Regions from separate parts of the Homo sapiens genome. Here region 1 is linked to region 2. A link is a contact called in ENCODE Hi-C or POLR2A ChIA-PET data. All regions are on one chromosome and are shown on one strand. The core of a region is the stretch at or near the end of the contact, and the rest is flanking DNA. Distances in the headings are between cores, read along the strand shown. Region 1 overlaps PCF11 (PCF11 cleavage and polyadenylation factor subunit). Region 2 has its middle 60 kb from the start of DDIAS.

Evidence for each region. A loop is a pair of places that touch in the nucleus more often than their neighbours do. ChIA-PET counts read pairs that join two places held with the same protein, here RNA polymerase II (POLR2A). Pooled maps may share reads with other maps.
Region 1: a loop to region 2 is called in a pooled map, with 2.2 times the contacts of the local background. The contact joins two enhancer-like sites. A Hi-C loop is called at or near these places in 1 of 50 pooled maps. POLR2A ChIA-PET finds 5 or more read pairs at or near these places in 9 of 52 experiments (OCI-LY7, WTC11, activated B cell and 5 more).

What each region holds. Positions count from the first base shown.
Region 1 is chr11:83,171,941-83,177,398 of GRCh38, reverse strand. It overlaps PCF11 (PCF11 cleavage and polyadenylation factor subunit), which reads right to left. Exons shown (of 16, transcript NM_001346413.3): 10 at 195-314. Among named protein-coding and RNA genes, the nearest start is that of PCF11-AS1, 13 kb to the left of the region's middle. Within about 2 kb of position 3,250, at least 2 of the 41 ENCODE cell types and tissues checked have a DNase peak (open chromatin) inside an H3K27ac peak, as active enhancers do.
Region 2 is chr11:82,959,025-82,964,465 of GRCh38, reverse strand. No RefSeq gene overlaps it. Among named protein-coding and RNA genes, the nearest start is that of DDIAS, 60 kb to the right of the region's middle. RefSeq lists an enhancer at 3,588-3,747. Within about 2 kb of position 3,870, at least 6 of the 41 ENCODE cell types and tissues checked have a DNase peak (open chromatin) inside an H3K27ac peak, as active enhancers do.

The sequences.
Region 1 (5,458 bases), core at 2,001-4,500, 210 kb before region 2:
GTCCACTATAAGGTAGTTCAATCTTAGGAAATCTAAAAGAATTTCATTATAAACCGAAAATCAAAAATAAAAGCTATACCTAGGAATTCAATTATTGTAAGGACCTTTATCATAACTTATATCATTATATTACATCATACATCTCAAAAACTTAATGAAGCTTTGTGTAAATTTAAGTATAAAATCACACTTACGTGTTGTAGCTGAATCAGTTTGGGACAATTTGAGAATTCCTGTTTTTAGCAATTTTGAAAACAATTCATTTACATCCACCTGACTGAGATGATTATCAGGATATGCCTTAGGGAGGGCTCCTAACAAAAAAAAGAAAGAAAGAAAAAAAACCACTTTTGAAGTGAATGTAGAACTTAAAGATGCAAATTATACTAAGCATTTTTCAAAGTTTTCTTCAAGATGTCCTGCCAACAGTAAATTTGACAAAATCTAATTTATTAATAAGTTTAATTTCAAAAGCCCCTAAGATTATCTTTTCATTTAGGTCTACAAGTCAGCATGACTTGAGAATATATTCTTTTTTCCTTCTTTTTTTTTTGTTTTTTTATTATACTTTTAAGTTCTAGGGTACATGTGCACAACGTGCAGGTTTGTTACATAGGTATACATGTGCCATGTTGATTTGCTGCACCAATCAACTCGTCATTTACATTAGGTATTTCTCCTAATGCTATCCCTCCCCCAGACCCCCCACCCCCCGACTGTGCCTGGTGTGTGATGTTCCCTGCCCTGTGTCCAAGTGTTCCCATTGTTCAATTCCTACCTACAAGTGAGAACATGCGGTGTTTGTTTTTCTGCCCTTGTGATAGTTTGCTTAGAATGATGGTTTCCTGCTTCATCCATGTCCCTGCAAAGGACATGAACTCATCCTTTTTTATGGCTGCAAAGTACTCCATGGTGTATATGTGCCACACTTTCTTAATCCAGTCTATCATTGATGGACATTTGGGTTGGTTCCAAGTCTTTGCTATTGTGAATAGTGCCACAATAAACATATGTGTGCACGTGTCTTTATAAAAGCATGATTTATAATCCTTTGGGTATATACCCAGTAATGGGATTGCTGGGTCAAATAGTATTTCTAGTTCTAGATGCTTGAGGAATCACCACACTGGAGTTGAGAATATATTCTAAAACAAATGCTGACAACACTGAAAATAATGACCCTTTATGCTCCCTTCTCCCAAGCAATGCAGCACCACCCCATCTCCAACTTTCCACCTTTCTAATCTCTCTTCCTCATCTTCTAAGTACACTGGAAAAAGTAGTTTTATATAGATGAAATAGTTTATTACCCCTTAGCACTAAGCCTAAGTGGAAGTACTCCTGACCTCAATGCTCCCTGACGTAACAGGAAAACTGAAACAGGGAGATGAATCAGATGGCTCAGAGTATACCTGCTCCTATGACCTTTGCTAAAAAGCATACTGCCCTTGCAAAGCAGCTCAAGCTATTGCTGAAAAGGTGTCATGGTTACTAAAGCTTCAATAACTTGAATAAATAAGATAAGCCTAACAATCTTGTTCTGCTTGATAAGGAATCCTCATTGGTGAGGAATCATTCCAGTCTCATATTTTTCCAAGCACTATTCTAATAATTGTGATTCTTTTTTTGTTTTTGTTTTTGTTTTGAGACAGAGTCTCACTCTGTTGCCCAGGCTGGAGTGCAGGGGCACGATCTCAGCTCACTGCAAGCTCCACCTCCTGGGTTCACACCGTTCTCCTGCCTCAGCCTCCAGAGCAGCTGGACTACAGGTGCGTGCCACCACACCCAGCTAATTTCTTTTTGTATTTTTAGTAGAGACGGGGTTTCACCGTGTTAGCCAGGATGGTCCTGATCTCCTGACTCCATGATCTGCCTGCCTTAGCCTCCCAAAAGTGCTGGGATTACAGGTGTGAGCTACAGTGCCCGGCCATAATTGTGATTCTTTAACTATGAAAACAATATTTTAGGCCAGGTGCAGCGGCTCACACCTGTAATCCCAGCACTTTGGGAGGGTGATGCAGGTGGATCACCTGAGGTCAGGAGTTTGAGACCAGCCTGGCCAATATGGTGAAACCCCGTCTCTACTAAAAAATACAAAAATTAGCCGGTTGTGGTAGCCCATGCCTGTAATCCAGCTACTCAGAAGGCTGAGGCATGAGAATCGTTTGAAACTGGGAGGAGGTTGCAGTGAGCCAAGATCACCCCACTGTACTCCAGCCTGGACAAAAGAGCAAGAAGACCCTATCTCAAAAAAAAGAAAACAATATTTTAATGTATTTGTATGTCACTATGATGCATCTCACTACACCTATACAGAAAAGTTCTGAACCACTAAAAATTCCTCTTAATGGCAGAAATTCAATTTGCATCCACATACAGATAATCCCTACCCTTAACCACTGTATACATTTATCATACTGCCTTATATATCGTAGGCTAATTAATGTCTGTTCAAACTAAATGTCTGAATACATGAATGAAGAGATCAACTTCAATAATCAATTACAGTAACATTTAACTCACTAGTTTAACCTTTACTTTCCTTTAAATTAGCTATTTATATGCCTAAGATGCACAATTAGCTATTCAGATGTCTGAGGGCAGCCAAGTCTAGTAACCAACAGCATAAACTGTGGAACCAGACTCCAGGGATTTTAACCAGAAATTCCACTTTCTAGTTGTGTGACATAATCAAGTTCCTTATCTATGCCTCAGTTTCCCGTGCCTGTAAAAAGGGTAATAATAGTTCCTACCTAAGATTGATATGAGGTTAAATGAATTAATATTTCTAAGGAACTGAGGTGTTTGGCATTATTATGTGTTTTTTGTTAAACCAAAAAAAAAAAATCAATAGCCTTTCTATATTATAAAGCTCTTTGAGGCCGAGTGTGGTGGCTCATGCCTATAAACCCAACACTTTGGGAGGCCGAGGTGGGAGGATTGCTTGAGTTCAGGTGTTTGAGACCAGCCTGGGCTACATAGTGAGCACCCTCTTTAAAAAAAAAAAAAAAACTTTAAAAATAAAAATAAAGGTCTTTGAAGGATGAACCTTATTAAATTCATCCTAGCATACTGCCTAGCATACAGCAGATGACTAATATATGTCTGAAAAATGAACATGGGTATATTTCCTACTAGAAAAGGGATGTTTACACTTTCAAATTAGAGAAGGAACCTTGAGAGAAGCTAAATATAGCACACTGAAAACTGTTGACACATCTTTTAAGAGTAAGAAGAACTTGAAGAATGAAGACACACCTAATGTCCCATTCAATACCCCCTAACAAGGGGAATAATTATGATTTCCTCTGTGACACTGCTATGTCCTGTACACATACACATATAACCCAAGGTTGTAAAAGCAAAACAAGGCTGGGCACAGTGGCTCATACCTGTAGTCCCAGCACTTTGGGAGGTCAAGGCAGGTGGATCACCTGAGGTCAGGATTCAAGCCACCCTGACCAATATGGTGAAACTCTGCCTCTATTAAAAATACAAAAATTAGCCAGGTGTAGTGGCATGTGCCTGTAGTCCCAGCTACTGGGGAGGCTGAGCCCGGGAGAACTGCTTGAATTCAGGAGGCAGAGGTTGCAGTGAGCTGAGATCATGCCACTGCACTCCAGCCTGGGTGACAAGAGCAAGACTCGTCTCAAAAAAAAAAAAAAAAAAAAAAAAAAAAGAAAGAAAGAAAGAAACAAGAAAATTTGTAGTTTCTGTAGAGCATCTCATGCCACTAACCCCAATATAACAAATCCTCTGCTCAACAATAAAAACTGAGTTCTAAAGGAAAATACATTAATATAGCACTTGACAAGTTACAAGTTACAAAGTACTTTTGCATATACTATATCATTTGATTCTCTAAAAAAAAAAAAACAACAACAAAACAGACAAATACTGATACTACCATATCATGTTTTTTTTTTGGTTTTTGGTTTTTTTTCTGAGACGGAGTCTCACTCTGTCACCAGGCCTAAGTGCAGTGGCCTGATCTTGGCTCACTGCAACCTCCACCTCCTGGGTTCAAGCGATTCTCCTGCCTCAGTCTCCTGAGTAGCTGGGACTACAGGCATGCACCACCACACCCAGCTAATTTTTGTATTTTTAGTAGAGACGAGGTTTCACCATGTTGGCCAGGATGGTCTCCATCTCTTGACCTTGTGATCCACCTGCCTCGTCCTCCCAGAGTGCTGGGATTATAGGCGTGAGCCACCATGCCCGGCCCATATGCTGTTTACAGAGGGAAAAAACTGAACCTCAGGGGAGATACTTGCTTAAAGCCTGCGCATTTATAAAGTAACATAGTAGAGATTCCAACCCTGGTCTTCTGGGCTTTAGATCCCAAATTCTTTCCTTCTCTTTTCATTATAGTAACAAAATAATAATAATAACAAATATTAATTAGTCATAATTGTCCATGTAGAAATTAAAACTTAAAAGCTTCCAAATTCATTGAATTTCTTGACACAATTTAAGGACTAATGTATAAAAAAGAGCTTGGCTAGGATTTCCTAATTACTTCAGAAGTTTTGGAAAACTCCATAAATTTATTGTAAACTGATTAACTCAATACTACAGTAAAGCATGTTTCTGAAACAGCTGTTTCAATGATTCAGAAATGAAAGCAAGTATCACTAATGTATGTACTTCCCTATTACCACATATTAAAACTAAAATTCATTTTGCCGGGCATGGTGGCTCACACCTGCCATCTCAGCACTTTGGGAGGCTGAGGTGGGCAGATCACTTGAGGTCAGGAGCTCGAGACCAGCCTGGCCAAGATGGTGAAACCCCGTAAAAATACAAAAGTTAGCCCAGTCTGGTGGCACACGCCTGTAGTCCCAGCTACTTGGGAGGCTGAGACAGGAGAATCGCTTGAACCCCGGAGGCAGAGGCTGCAGTGAGGCAATATGACACTACTGCACTCCAGACTGGGTAAGAGAGCAAGATTCTGCCTCATAAATAAATAAATAAATAAAACTAAAATCCATTTTAAAAGTCCTTTTATCTAGTACTAAGCATCACCCCATAGTAACAAAGATGCTTATCAGTGAACCTGGCTAGGAAAGCCGCTTTTTGCTATTTGAGTGCCCACAAAAACATAAAAATTAATCAACTTTATTAATGCAGTATCCTCAGTATTCACTGAGATTTCTAAGGTCTGTCATTTATTTCATTCTATCTCAACACAAATGTCATACCTTCCCTCCCACTCCCAGTTTCCACCCAATAGGTTTCCTTCCCTTTGTTTAGTGGACTACAAGTCCCCGCTAACCATCTCTAGCTGTAAATAGGGTCATTATGAATACACATCCACAATGTAAATAAACTTAGAAAAGGAACAAAAATATGTCAGCCAGATTAAATTTCTCTAAATTAAATATACCTTTGCAAAACTGTCATTTCCTAAAATTCACAAAGTTAGCTATTCAACAAAACAATAATCATTTGTCTTTTG
Region 2 (5,441 bases), core at 2,621-5,120:
GGAACATTCCTCAAAATAATAAATGCCATCTATGAAAAACCCACAGCCAATATCATACTGAATGGGCAAAAACTGGAAGCATTCCCCTTGAAAACTGGCAGAAGACAAGGATGCCCTCTCTCACCACTCTTATTCAACACAGTATTGGAAGTCCTGGCCACGGCAATCAGGCAAGAGAAAGAAAGAAAGGGCATCCAAATAGGAAGAGAGGAAGTCAAACTATCCCTGTTTGCAGATGACATGATTCTAATCTAGAAAACCCCATAGTCTCCACCCAAAAGCTCATTAACTTCAACAAAGTCTCAGGATACAAAATGATGGTGCAAAAACCACTTACATTCTTACATACCAAAAACAGTCAAGCCGAGATCCAAATCAGGAATGCAATCCCATTCACAACTGCCACAAAAATAAAATAAAATAAATACCTAGGAATACAGCTAAACAGGGAGGTGAAAGATCTCTACAAGGAGAACTACAAAACACTGCTCAAAGAAATCAGAGATGGCACAAACAAATGGAAAAACATTCCATGTTCATGGATAGGAAGAATCAATATTGTTAAAATGGCCATACTACCCAAAGCAATTTATAGACTCAAGGCTATTCCTATTAAACTACCACTAACATTCTTCACGAACTAGGAAAAACTATTTCAAAATTCATATGGAATTTAAAAAAGCTCTGATGCCTGTAATCCCAGCTACTTGGGAGGCGGAGGCAGGAGAATCACTTGAACCCAGGAGGCAGAGGTTGCAGAGAGCTGAGATCATGCCATTGCACGCCAGCCTGGTGACAAAGCTGGAAAAAAAAAAAAAGGCCGGGTGCAGTGGCTCATGCCTGTAATCCCAGTACTTTAGGAGGCCAAGGTGGGTGGATCTCTTGAGGTCAGGAGTTTGAGACCAGCCTGGCCAACATTGTGAAACTCCATCTCTACTAAAAATACAAAATAGCCGGGCATGGTGGTGTGCACCTGTAATTCCAGCTACTTGGGAGGCTGAGGCAGGAGAATCACTTGAACCCAGGAGGCAGAGGTTGTAGTGAGCTAAGATCACGCCACTGCATTCCAGTCTGGGTGACAGAGTGAGACTGTCTCAAGAAAAAAAAAAAAAGAGAGAGAGAGAGCTTGAATAGCCAAGGCAATACTAAGCAAAAAGAACAAAGCTGGAAGCATCATGCTATTAATAACTGACTTCAAACTAAACTATAGGGCTACAGTAATCAAAACAGCATGGTGCTGGTACAAGAAACAGACACATAAACCAATGAAACAGAATAGAAAACCCAGAAGTAAGGCTGCTCACCTACAAATATCTGATCTTTGACAAAGCTAACAAAAACAAGCACTGGGGAAAGGATTCCCTATTGAATAAGTGGTGCTGGATAACTGGCCAGCTATATGCAGATGATTGAAACTGGACCCCTTCCTTATACCATGTACAAAAATTAACTCAAGATGGATTAAAGAATTAAATGTAAAACCAAAAACTATAAAAACCCTGGAAGACAATGTAAGCAATACCTTTCTGAACGTAGGAATGAGCAAAGATCTCATGGTGAAAACACCAAAAACAATTGCAACAAAAGCAAAATTGACAAATGGGATCTAATTAAACTAAAGAGCTTCTGCACAGCAAAGGAAACTATCAACAGTGCACAGACAACCTACTGAGTGGGAGAAAATTTTTGCAAACTATGTATCCGACAAAGGCCTAATATTCAGCATCTATGAGGAACTTAAGCAAATTCACAAGAAAAAGACAACCCCATGAAAAAGTGGGCAAAGGACATGACCAGACATATTCCAAAAGAAGACATACATGTGGCCAACGATCATATGAAAAAAGCTCATCACCACTGATCATTAGAGAAATGCAAATCAAAACCACAATGAGATACCATCTTACACCAGTCAGAATGGCAATTAAAAAGTCAAAAAATAACAGATGCTGGTGAGGGTGCAGAGAAAAGGAACACTTATACACTGTTGGGAGTGTAAATTAGTTCAATGATTGTGGAAAATAGTGTGGCAAGTCCTCAAATATCTGAAGACAGAAATACTATTCAACTCAGCAATCCCATTAGTGGGTATACACCCAAAGGAATATAAATCATTCTATTATGAAGACACAGGCATATGTTCATTGCAACACTATTCACAATACCAAAGACATGGAATCAACCTAAATGCCCATCAATGATAGACTGCATAAAGAAAATGTGGTATATGTATACCAAGGAATACTATGCAGCCATAAAAAAGAATGAGCTCAACTAGCTGGGCATGGTGGTATGTGCCTGTAGTTTCAGCTATTTGGGAGGCTGAGGTGGGAGGATGACTTGAATCCAGGAGACAGAGGTTGCAGTGAGCTGAGATTGCACCACTATACTCCATCCTGGGTGACAGAGCCAGACCCTGTCTTAAAATAAAAAAGAATGAGATTGTGTCATGTCCTTTGCAGGAACATGGATGGAGCTGGAGGCCATTATCCTTAACAAACTAATGCAGGAACAGAAAACCAAATATGGCATGTTCCCACTTATAAGTGGGAGCTAAGTGATAAGAACACATGGACACACAGAGGGGAACAACACACACTGTGGCCTATTGGGGGGTGGAAGGTGGGAGGAGGGAGAGGATCAGGAAAAATAACTAATGGGTACTATGCTTAATACCTGGGTGACAAAATAATCTGTACAAAAACCCCCCATGACACAAGTTTACCTATGTAAAGAACCTGCACAAGTACCCCTGAACTTAAAATAAAAGTTAAATAAATTAAAAAAACAAAAAATACAGGGTAAATGCCATAGTGTCTGGTACATAATAGGCATACAGTAAATGATGAGTAATATTACATGTATAAAATAAAACGTTAATTATCTAGCAGGCCATTGAGAGATGGTGTCTAGTTAATTAGGCTGAATGGCTACTCAGTTACAGGTTTAATATTAGAGTCACCATATCCACTTGCCTGTGTTATATAAGAAAGAAATACTCCAAGATAAAGGAAGAGTTGTAAGATATTGTCAATGGCATTTATCGACCCTAATTAACTTAATCACGTCCATTCAGCTTGTTCAAGTTTATATTTGTTCAAATGCTTTCAATCAATCTGTCTTCATCTGTTACCGGCCAAACTGAAAGCCCTGAGACAAGTAATCTCTTTAAGCCCTGCTGAAATATAGCTATTTTGCCAAACATACAATACCCTAAGCTTGGATCTTGAAAAAGGTGATAAATACTTCTCCAGCAACTGCTGGTTTTGGGGCCTCTGTTTAGACATCTTGCATAATATTTTTTTCATGATTCTTTTGGTTGGTTGATTTTGCAATTATTGAAGTCGTAATCAATAACAAGTATATACAGCACCTGGATCTGATTACAGGCACTGTTGTATCCATTAACCCAGCTCTGAGCCCTTGCAGTTACTTTCACCAAATGAAAGGCTGCTGGGCACCCCTGTGTTTTACAATGTCATGTTATTATTTCCCACTCAAGGCAGGCAAGGGGTGGACAAACAGCTTGTCTTGGCACAGCTGGTGCCTCTAGTTAGCAGAAAATGCTTCAGACTGTGAAGGAGCTGTACGGAAGGGCCAAGTGGTCATGCACTTTGGCTTGGCACATAAAGGGATCTTATTAGAGGAAAGGTGTGATTTTTTTTTTTTACAGGTGAATTTATGTTTCTCCCTTGGAGGCAACTTTCTCTAATCACATCACAAATTAGGCTGAAAAACAAGTGATAGATCAGAGAAAACCACTGCAGGATACCTAACCTATGCTTGACCTTAAGTTATTCAAGTAGTGGCAGACATTGATCAACAGGAAGGAAGGTGTTTCACCGAGAAATGTCTAGCTTGAGAGATGAGGGTTCATGCAGCATTCTCCTTTAGCCTCATGAGTGGCAGTGCAGAGTACTGGAAAAATTAGAGCTCTGGTTCTGCCACTTATTAGTGACATGGTCTTAGCCTTGAGAAAGTTACTCGACCTCTGTAAACTCAGTTTACAAAGTTTACAAAAATATTTTCCTCAATCCTCATAGGTTACTTATAAGGAATAAATGAGCAAGTATGTAAAATATCTAAGAGATGGCTCAGAGGGAGAGGCTCCACATATTAGAGTCTTTTGCTTCCCTCTGTATAATGCACATATTCCTTTTTTTCAAAAAATTGATCTTTAAACATCTTTAATATGAACTAAAACATGAATACGGAAAAAGTGTATTATGTAATGGAACTATTATAAACACCCTTGTATTTGTGTCAGGAAATAGAACTTTGCCAGCCACCCCAGAATCTCTTCTTTCCACCTCAAAGTAACCGCTATTTTCACTTTCGTAGTCATCAAGGAAGTGATGCACCCAAATGTGTATCTCAAGGCACTTAAGTTTAATCTTGCCCATTCAAAAAAAAAAAACAACTAATATACATTTTAAATAATTTTAGTATATATCTCTTTCTCTCCCTTACAGTAATCTGTGGAAGAATGTGAACTGTTTGACCTGCAGTTTCTCACAGTCTGGATTTTGCTGATTTTATATTTATGGTGGAGGTCTGCATGTTCTGTCAGTTGTATATTTTTCATATTGACAGCTGGATGCAGAGGGAGTATACTCATGTTTAATCCCTTTGGGAAGATTATAGGAAGTGGTATCTTCTTCCATCAGAAAGCAGATATCTTCTTGTCTCTCTTTGGAATGTTAGCAACCATCGACGCTCATTGAGTGCATCCATTATTTGTTGGGGGTTACAAAATGGTAATATTCCATTTCTACCATTTAATAAATGCATTAATTAAAATATTTTTATAAAGAGAGCTTCCCTTCACCTATTTGGTTATCCAATGGTACAATTCATGAGAGAAAAGCAAGATAAATTTTTAATTTTTTTCCCTTTTTACCAGTTATCAACATAATAAATTGGTTCTCTATCATTATCTGAAGGTGATTAGTGTTTTTTTAATTGTTCAAAACCGTGAAAAATATTAAATGTCAGGTTTTTGTTTTGCCTTGTTTTTTTTAAGAGATGAGGTCTTATTTTGTCACCCAGGCAGAAGTGCAGTGGCATGATCATAGCTCACTGCCATATCGAACTCTTGGGCTCAAGGGATCCTCCTGCCTCAGCCTCTCAAGTAGCTGAGATTAAAGACTTGTGCAATTGTGCCTGGCTAACATTTTCATTTTCATTTTTTGTAGAGATGGGGTCTTGCCATCTTGTCCAGGCCAGTCTTGAACTCCTGGGCTCAGTTTTTTTTTTTCTTTTTTTTTGGAGACAGGGTCTTGCTATGTGCCCAAGCCTCCAAACTCCTGAGCTCAAGTGATCCTCTTGCCTCAGCCTCCCAGGTAGCTGGGATTATGGGTGCATTCCACCACATTTGGCTTTGAAGGTGACTAGTTTTTAAAATATTATAAACTTATGAAATATACTTATGTATTTATAAA